2 separate regions of the Homo sapiens genome follow, and region 2 is linked to region 1. The links are chromatin contacts, found by Hi-C or POLR2A ChIA-PET in ENCODE. All regions are on one chromosome and are shown on one strand. Each heading gives the region's core, a stretch centred on a gene start or an enhancer-like site at or near the end of the contact. The rest is flanking DNA. Distances are from core to core; before and after follow the strand shown.

Region 1 (6,277 bases), core at 1,713-4,212:
AAGTCTGGGGCTAGGGAATCCTTATACCTTAGAGTCCCCCAGATTCTGCTGCCCTGGGGGGCCAATAAGGAGGGGATGTGCAGCATGCTGACTCTAAGGCAGGTGGGGAACAGCAGCCAGTCCACCAAGAGCTGCCCTCTTCCCCATCCCCATTGCCTCCTGCCTGGCCAGCCATAGCACTTGGCTCCTTCCCTATCCTGTGTGACGGTGGGTCTCTCCCCACCCTGCGCAAGATCCCTCCCAGTGCTGCCCAGAGCCAAGCCACCAGTCCACTGGGGCCTCTTGCAGTCCCTCCACAGCGCCCCTACCCACATCAACCCACGTTTCTTGGAGGTCTGTCCCAGTAGCCTCCCAGGGCTCACCACACTGTCTGGGCCACCCCTGTTTCCCTGCGTTCCTGCACTCTTCCCCTTACTGGCATATCTGTCCCCAGTCTCCTTCCCAGGCTGGGTCAGGTGCCACCTCCAGGCACCTACAGAGTCCACCACTTGGGGATCTCTGTCAGTCTGCCACTCGGCTGTCCTCACCGCCTCTAGGATGGGGAGTGTGTCTCCATTGCCGAGTGCCTAGTGAGCAGATAGGGAAGTGGGTGGCGAGGATGCTGAGGGTCCAGCCTCTGCTCTGCACCTGTAATCCTTCCGGGTTTTGCAAATGAAGCTTTATGGGCACACAGCCATGCTCATTTGTTTACATATTGTCTGCTGCAAGGCAGAATAGAATCATTGTAGCAGAGATCAGATTCCCCAGCAGAGATCAGATTCCCCAGGAAGCACACAATATTTACTGTCTGGTCCTTTACACAGAAAGTCAGCCAAGGCCTGCTCTAGGAAGCGCAGAGACATTGGGTGGTGCATTGGTGAGGAATAGGGATGCTGGTGCCAGTCACCTCGGCCACTCTTGCTGTGTGACCTTGAGCAAGACACTTAACCTCTCTGAGCAAATAAGGGCATAGTGAGAGTAGATACTCCCAGAAGTGATGAGAAGAGGAAACAGGAGGTCGACATAAGGCACCGGAACAGAGCCTGGCTGTTAGAGTGTTGTCACTCTTATGTCATGTGACATCCCAGCCTCTGCAGGGTGTGGGCAGGCCTGGCTCATGGCAGCTGGGGGTTTGTGACCTGGATTCACATGGTGGAGGGCTGCTTCCTGGGAAGCAAGAAAGGCTGCCTCAAAGATGGGGCAATTTTTCTACCCCCTTCCCTGCAGTTCCAGCCCCTCCTCCCTTGGCCCCAGAGCTTCATCAGGGCCGACTGCAGTGTGGCAGGCCAGCGAGTAGCCCCAGGCTGGGTCCAGGGGTGGCCAAAGCGTAACACTCAGTCCGGGTTTGTGTTCTTTACGTTCCCCGTTGGAGACTCCACCTGGAGATCCCAGTCCCTTTCCTTTTACTGCAGGGTAAAGAAATGCTAGCTCTGGGCCGGGCACGGTGGCTCACACCGGTGATCTCAGCACTTTGGGAGGTCGAGGTGGGTGAATCACCTGAGATCAGGAGTTTGAGATCAGCCTGGTCAACGAGGTGAAACCCTGTCTCTAGGCTGGATGCGGTGGCTCACTCCTGTAATCCCAGCACTTTGGGAGGCTGAGGCAGGCGGATCACGAGGTCAGGAGATCGAGACCATCCTGGCTAACACGGTGAAACCCCGTCTCTACAAAAAATACAAAAAAAATTAGCCGGGCGAGGTGGCGGGCGCCTGTAGTCCCAGCTACTCGGGAGGCTGAGGCAGGAGAATGGCGTGAACCCCAGGGAGTGGAGCCTGCAGTGAGCCAAGATTGCGCCACTGCACTCCAGCCTGGGAGACAGCGAGACTCCGTCTCAAAAAAAAGAAAAAAAAAAAAAGAAACCCTGTCTCTAATAAAAATACAAAAATTAGCCAGGTGTGGTGGTGCATGCCTGTAATCCCAGCTACTCGGGAGGCTGAGACAGGAGAATCGCTGGAACCTGGGAGATGGAGGTTACGGTGAGCTGAGATTTTGCCACTGCACTCCAGTCTAGGCGACAGAGTGAGACTTAGTCTCAAAAAAAAAAGATACCCCAGCTGTGGCCTGGCCTCAATTGGCCTGAACTCACCACGGCCTCCTGGCTCTAGAGTCTGCTTTTTGGTCACCCTTGCCTGCTAGCCCTGCAGCCTGTCCCCCACCTCTCCAGGCCATGTGCACACAGTCCCCAACATGCGCCGGCTGATGCCGCAACAGTGGTGCTTTTTGGATTTGTCTCTAGAGGCCAACACAGAGGGCCTTTCTGAATCCTGGGGTCCTGCCCCCTTCCGCGGCTCCCATACTGCTCCTCCCCAGCTGAATGGCCGCTTTGGGAGGTGGTTGCTGGCCTTGAGAGGATGCCACAGTGAGTTTCCTGCGGGCAGGGCTGCATCTGTGGCGAGCACTGAATCGCCACTGCTGGATCCAGATGCCTGTGCGTCCCGGGCCCCAAGGCTCCCTTCTACCCTCCTCCTGGGGTGCTGTTCGCAAGCCAGGAGACAGGCTGTGCATTCCCTGCCTACTCAGAGGTGACCCTGGGCCAGGTGTGCGATGGCCCACTGGACCCATAGTAGCAGAGGGAGGGGAGAGGAAGGGAGAAAGTGGGAACAGCATGTGCAGAGGCCTGGGGCCTGGCCCATGTAGGGACTAGAGGGTTGAGTGTGTCCATGGGGAGGGGCCAAGACGGGGAGAGCCATGAGGAATGATGGGCACAGAGCTCAGAGGCTCGGGAGTCTCCTGAACAAAGAGAGGAACACGGCTTAGCTTGTTTTTTTTTTTTTTTTTTTTGGTTTGTCAGTATTTCCCAGGTGTCTTCTGTGTGCCAGGGACTAACTTGGGGATAAAGCTGTGACTTTGAGAAGCTGCCGGCTCCGCGGGCTTTAGCAGCTGCTGCTGTGATGAAGCGATCCACTTGCCCTCAGCCCCGGCATCTTTGGCCCAAGCCCAGCCCTAGCCCTGGCTGGGCACAGCCAGGCTTCACTTGGCCACAGGTCCTGTAGTTGCCTGCCTGGCGCCAGGTCAGAGAGGGACGCCTCAGGCAACATCGGGTTGCCAGGCTGCTTGGTAAACAGGCCTCCCTGGGCCCACTTGCTGTCGCCCAGGTGTGGCTAACAGATCGACAGTATCTCCTGCCCCAGGACGGGTATGAGTGTGGGCACCATGCCAAGGTTGGATGTCCCTTCCTGGGACCCACCCACAGCTGGGAGCACTTTATCTTGGGCCTCTGTGGGTGTAGTGAGGCTGTGAGTCTGGGGCAGTGGCCTGCTGACACCCTCCTGGCAGGGCTCAGGAGGTTCCTCCATGCCCTGCCCTCAGGAGGGCGGCACCTGGCTCCTGGGGTGGGAGAGAGTCTGGCAGGACTGGCTGGGTGTGGCCGGGGAGCTGCCCTTCAGGTCTCATATCTGTAGGCCCTCATACCTGGACTCGTCAGTTAGGAACAGTTTTCTTTTTCTTTTTCTTTTTTTTTTTTTTTGAGACGGAGTCTCACTCTGTCGTCCAGGCTGGAGTGCAGTGGTGCCATCTCGGCTCACTGCAACCTCCACCTCCCGGGTTCAAGCGATTCTCCTGCCTCAGCCTCCTGAGTAGCTGGGATTACAGGCACCCGCCATCATGCCTTGCTAATTTTTGTATTTTTAGTAAAGACGGGGTTTTGCCATGTTGGACAGGTGTGTCTCAAACTCCTGGGTTCAAGTGATCCGCCCACCTCCCAAAGTGCTGGAATTACAGGCGTGAGCCACCACGCCTGGCCCATTTTTCATTTTCTATTGAAACAAAATTCACACCTGTAATCCCAGCACTTTGGAGGCCAAGGTGAGAGGATCACTTGAGCCCCAGGAGTTTCAGACTAGCCTGGGCAACATAGTGAGACCCTCATTTCTACAAAAAAATAAACAAAATTAGCCAGGGGTGGTGGCATGTGCGTGAGGTTCCAGCTACCCGGGAGGCTGAGGTGGGAGGATGTCTTGAGCCTGGGAGGTCAAGAGCTGTTGTTTCATAACATGAAATTAGCCCTTTTACAATGTTGCATAACAATCACCTCTATCTACTCCCAAAATATGTTTGTCACCCCAAAAGGAGACCCCACATCCATTAAGCAGTTGCTCCCCATTCCTGCCTTCTCCCAGCTCTCAGCCACCAGCAGTGTGCCTTCTGTGACTATTTCATATAAATAGAATCATTTGTGTCTGGCTTCTTTCGGCATGATGTTTCTGCTATTCATTCATGTTGCAGCATGGCTCAGTGCTTCCTTTATTTTTATGGCTGAATAATGTTTCATTTTATAGATAAGCCATATTTGTTTATCTGTTTGTCAGTTTATGGACATTTGGGTTGTATTTCTATCTTGTGTCTGTCGTGAATAAGTACTGCTGTGAATGCTTGCATACGAGTGTCTGTTGGTTTTTTTTGCTTTGTTTTGTTTTTATTTTTATTTTTTTGAGATGAGTCTGGCTCTGTCGCCCAGGCTGGGGTGCAGTGGCGTGATCTCGGCTCACCGCAAGCTCCGCCTCCCAGGTTCCTGCCATTCTCCTGCCTCAGCCTCCCGAGTAGCTGGGACTACAGGCACCCGTCACCACACCCGGCTAATTTTTTGTATTTTTAGTAGAGACGGGGTTTCACCGTGTTAGCCAGGATGGTCTCGATCTCCTGACCTTGTGATCCACCCGCCTCGGCCCCCCAAAGTGCTGGGATTACAGGTGTGAGCCACTGCACCCGGACTTTTTTTTTTTTTTTCTGAAGCGGAGTCTCACTCTGTTGCCCAAGCTAAAGTGCAGTGGCGCTATCTCAGCTCACTGCAACCTCCACCTCCCTGATTCAAGCAATTCTCCCTGTCTCAGCTTCCTGAGTAGCTGGGACTACAGGCACCCACCATCATGTCTGGCTAATTTTTGTGTTTTTAGTAGAGACGGCATTTTGCCATGTTGACCAGGCTGGTCTTGAACTCCTGACCTCAGGTGATCTGCCTGCCTCGGCCTCCCAAAGTGCTGGGATTACAGGCATGAGCCACTGCACTTGGCCAGCTTTTTGTTTGTTTGTTTGTTTTTGTTTTTGTTTTTTTAAAGAGGTGGAGTCTTGCTATGTTGCCCAGGCTGGAGTGCAGTGGCTGTTCACAGGCAGTCATAGCTAACTGCAACCTTGAGCTCCCGGGCTCAAGCAATCCTTCCACCTCAGCCTCCCGAGTAGCTGGGATCTCAGGCATGCACCACCATGCCCGGCTAATTTTGTTTATTTTTTTGTAGCGATAGAGATGGGGTCTTACTATGTTGCCCAGGCTGACCTTGAACTCCTGGCCTCAAGTTATCCTCCCATCTTGGCCTCCCAAAGTGCTGGGATTACAGGCATGAGCCTGTGCCTGGCCCTGGCTATCTCTTTGTTGTTGAGTTAAAAAAGTTCTTGGCCCAGCCCAGTGGCTCATGCCTGTAATCCCAGCACTTTGAGATGCCGAGGCGGACAGATCACACGAGGCTAGGACTTCAAAACCAGCCTGGCCAACATGACAAAACCCCGTCTCTACCAAAAATACAGAAATTACTGGGTGTGATGATGCATGTCTGTAATCCCAGCTACTCAGGAGGCTGAGGCATAAGAATCGCTTGAACGCAGCTACTCAGGAGGCAGAGGTTGCAGTGAGCCAAGATAGTGCTGCTGCACTCCAGCCTGGGCAACAGATCAAGAATCTGTCTCAAGAAAATATATAGGCCGGGCACAGTGGCTCACCTCTGTAATCCCAGCACTTTGGGACGCCGAGGCAGACAGAGCGCTTGAGCTCAGGAGCTCAAGACCAGCCTGACCAACATGGTGAAACTCCATCTCTACGAAAACTACAAAAATAAGCTGGACGTGGTGGTGCACACCTGTAGTCCCCCAGCTACTCGGGAGGCTGAGGCAGGAGAATCCCTAGAATCTGGGAGGCAGAGGTCACAGCAAGCCAAAATTGTGCCACTGCATTCCAGGCTGGGTGATGGAGTGAGACTCCATCTCAAAAAATAAATATAATAAAAATAGATACAAAATAATTGTTGTTTCTTTTTTTTTTTTTTTTTTTTTGAGACGGAGTCTTACTCTGTTGCCCAGGCTGGAGTACAGTGGTGTGATCTTGGCTCACTGCAAGCTCCACCTCCCGGGTTCACACCATTCTCCTGCCTCAGCCTCCTGAGTAGCTGGGACTATAGGCACTTGCCACTATGCCCAGCTAATTTTGTTTTGTTTTGTTTTGTTGTATTTTTAGTAGACACAGGGTTTCACTGTGTTAGCCAGCATGGTCTTGATCTCCTGACCTCGTGATCCACCCATCTTGCCCTCCCAA
Region 2 (3,405 bases), core at 906-3,405, 130 kb after region 1:
GTCATGGTGGTGAATCTCGGAATGCTCGGGGCGTCTCTGACCCTATGCTCCAGGTGCAGAGTGGATGGTGAGGAAGATGGCCCTGAGGCAGCTGTGGGACCGCAAGCGTGTGGAGAGCACAGCTAGAGGCTGTAGCGTGCTGTAGGCCCCTTTAGGTGCCCTCAGAACTCACCCTCAGGGCAGTGGGAAGGAAACTTGGAAGATTCCAGTTAGCGGGGCCACATGGTCAGGTTCTGTCTTACGTTGTTTTCAAAAAGCTCAGTGGCCAGTGTGTCTCAATGTCTGGGTGGCACCATCAGCCAGACTGTGGCATGGCAGCATCATCATTGATGAGTGGTCCCACACCAGCACTGATCCCTGAGCCTAGAGCTCCTTGCTGTTGGAGGTTGAAACTGTGGGACAGACTGTGTTTCCTGCTGAGGGGTTTAAGTAACCAGATGCTGAAGTGTGGGCAGAACTACAGAGGTTACCTCGAAGTGCCCTGCCCAGCACGGCTGGGCCCACCCCCTTCTTCCCACCTTAGACAGGTCCAGGGCAGCTGGGGCCTTCCTGGCCTCATGCGTGAGTTCCCTGCCCTCTCGGCTGCTGGTCAAGGCAGAGACTCTTCTGATGGCGAAACCGAGGCATTCCCCAAAGCCTCGTGATAAAGGAGTCCCCAATTTTTAGACTCCCGGGACCCCCACACTAAGGGCCAGGATCTGATGCTATAGTTTTGTCACTTTCTGAGCCGAGCAAAAGCTCTGCCAAAGGATTGCCAGGGAAGCAATAGAAGAAAAGTTTTGGCGTCGTCTCATTTTCCTTTAACTTTTTTAATTAAAACATTTTAAAAGTTAATTATTAGTAGAGGAGTAGGCGCCGTGGGAGGTCAGGGTTTCTTTCACCTGGTTCCACCCAGGCTGAATGAGAGTCCCTTGGGGCTCCCGGTGGCAGAGCCCTCCCTGAGAATCACCCGCTATAAGCCCCATGTGGTCAGCCTGGCCCCTGCAGCGCTCCTGGCATGAGCTTGGCGTGGGGTGGGTCTGTGGACACTCCAGTTTGTGTTACTCGTGGAGAAGCAGCATGCCCGCTGCCGGGGGTCTTTCTGGTGAGGCACAGGGAGCAGAGTGCTCTGGGTACTGCGGTTCCATGTCCCAGGAATTACATGGAGGGAACCAGATCCTCACAGTTTCCTAAGGAAGAGGGTGCCCTGCCTGGCTCCCAGAAAGCATAAAGCAGGCTGAAAAGCCACGTGCCAAGGGCAAGATCACCCCAGGGGACCCCGTCCACCCTGTCCCCACATCCGCACCTTCTAGTGAGACCTCTGTCGCCCTCCTTTGGAGGTAACGCTTGCTTCTCCTGTCTTGGGGGCTTCCAGGTGGACCTGAATGAGGAGGAAACCATTCTCATCATCCGGCGTCTCCACAAAGTGCTGCGGCCCTTCTTGCTCCGACGACTCAAGAAGGAAGTCGAGGCCCAGTTGCCCGAAAAGGTGATGGAGTTTTGAGGGGAGCCACCAGTGAAGCAGCCTCACGTGGGGGCTTTCTCCAGGGCTGGGCGTGCTCAGGGCCTCTCCCCACAGTCCCAGGCCTGCCCTGGTCAATCCAGCTTGGGGGTGGCGATGACGCCACTGGGTCTGTAAAGCCCTGTGCTGCTGTTGTAGGGATTGAAAAGCACTCATAGGCTCACATAGCTCACAATAGGTTAGAGCACAAAATCCCACTTCCTGTCAGGGGGCCAGGTGCCTGTGCGGGCTCTCCTGGCCACATCAGGAGGGGCCGTGGGCTTGGGGTTGCCCCCCGGCCCCCCATCATGGCTCTGGGTTTTCAAGGCCTGCTGCAGCCACACCCCTGGGCCCAGTTCCCACAGCAAGACCCATGGACTCGGGGTCCCCGGCTGCAGTTGTCCCTCTTGGCTCTTTGTTTCCTGGCTGGCTGTAGAGAGGCCCCCAGAAGATGGCTGGGGGGCCCTTTCTGGCCCAGTAACCCTCTGGTATCTCTGCCTGGTGCTTCCTCTCATTGCCCAGGTCTCCCCTCTTCTCCCCAGCTGTGAGGGTCTCCTCACCCACACCCCAGTGTGCTCTGGTCAGAGCTCATATGACAGGGCCGAGGGGGTCAGAGCTGGGTTCGGATGGGGGGAGTCAGGCCTCAAGCCACCTTGGGCCCTCGTGAGCATTATGTGTCCCCTGCAGGTGGAGTACGTCATCAAGTGCGACATGTCTGCGCTGCAGCGAGTGCTCTACCGCCACATGCAGGCCAAGGGCGTGCTGCTGACTGATGGCTCCGAGAAGGACAAGAAGGTGGGCCCCAGAGTCCCCCAACTGCATTCCCCACTGGGTGTCCAAGGCCGGCAGCGTGGCAGGCAGAGCAGAGCGTGCTCTGACCATCGGGTCATGATCTGGTCATGATCCCCAGGGCATCTGGCCAGCCCTGGTTATGATGGCTGGTGGCTTGTGTCAGGACACACTGACTCAGCTGCCAGTGGCTTCTCCTTTGCCTATGAAACACTGGCTCCTTCTGCAATTGGCAGCCTGGGCCCAGCACTAACCCCAGCAGGGTTAGAGTGTTCTAGAATGCCCCCCTTCTCTGTTATTAAGTGAAAGGAAGGGAGCGGGCTGTCTCCTGCAGGGGCTGCTCTGAGAATCCCAGGCCCCAGGCCCCACCTGCCTGGCTCTCCTCACCAGCAGTGAAATTATCCTCCCAGGAAATGCACCAGACCCCTTGATTCTGCCCCCAAGGCCTTGACCTCGGCCTGGCTTCCCCGAGACGTTGTGTCTGTGCCCCTTCTCCCCTGAGCTGAGCAGCAGTGTGTTCCCTAGTCCATTCCCAGCCCAGAGCATGCACCCCCCGCCCCGCCCCCACCTCCTTCCTCATCCTGGAGCCCAGGGAGCCCTGAGTCATGGCTCACCCGGCTGAGGCCCTCTTGCCCAGCTGAGACCCTCTAGGGACCCCCACAGTAACAGTGCCCAGAACAAAGCTGGCATCACAAAGCATCGGGGACTCTGCCTCAGCCCTTTGCCAGTCTTGTTTCCGTCCCGTCCTGCTGGCCCTGTCCCTGCCATCTGCCCTCTGCTGTGCCAGGCAGTCATTTGTTTCCCAGGGCTTGTTGGGGGCCTCCGGGCCTCCAGCCTGCCATCTCCTCACTCCCAATTGCTGTGCCAAAAGCCACTCTTCCCCACTAGAGCGTCCCCATGGCCCTTCTCCCAACACCCACCCATCCACCAAGCCCACCCCACCCCAGGAGGGCAAGACCCCATTTGGGTCCCTCTCATCTGCCTTCCAGGGCAAAGGCGGCACCAAGACCCTGATGAACACCATCATGCAGCTGCGGAAGATCTGCAACCACCCCTACATGTTCCAGCACATCGAGGTGAGCCCGCCGCGGCTGGGACGGCTCAGGCCCTGCTGTCTGCTGAGCTCCTAGGCAGAG

The links. Hi-C counts contacts between places; a loop is a spot of excess contacts on that map. ChIA-PET counts read pairs that join two places held with the same protein, here RNA polymerase II (POLR2A).
Region 2: a loop to region 1 is called in a map of astrocyte of the cerebellum, with 5 times the contacts of the local background. The contact joins two enhancer-like sites. A Hi-C loop is called at or near these places in 1 of 168 maps with a recorded cell type or tissue (astrocyte of the cerebellum). POLR2A ChIA-PET finds 5 or more read pairs at or near these places in 3 of 52 experiments (activated CD8-positive, alpha-beta memory T cell and activated T-cell).

The regions. Positions count from the first base shown.
Region 1 is chr19:10,896,294-10,902,570 of GRCh38, forward strand. All of the region lies in intron 1 of CARM1 (coactivator associated arginine methyltransferase 1), which reads left to right. Among named protein-coding and RNA genes, the nearest start is that of CARM1, 28 kb to the left of the region's middle. RefSeq lists an enhancer at 2,952-3,569. Within about 2 kb of position 2,963, at least 22 of the 41 ENCODE cell types and tissues checked have a DNase peak (open chromatin) inside an H3K27ac peak, as active enhancers do.
Region 2 is chr19:11,022,164-11,025,568 of GRCh38, forward strand. SMARCA4 (SWI/SNF related BAF chromatin remodeling complex subunit ATPase 4) reads left to right here. Exons shown (of 35, transcript NM_003072.5): 20 at 1,355-1,468; 21 at 2,168-2,275; 22 at 3,259-3,345. Among named protein-coding and RNA genes, the nearest start is that of SMARCA4, 63 kb to the left of the region's middle. Within about 2 kb of position 2,156, at least 3 of the 41 ENCODE cell types and tissues checked have a DNase peak (open chromatin) inside an H3K27ac peak, as active enhancers do.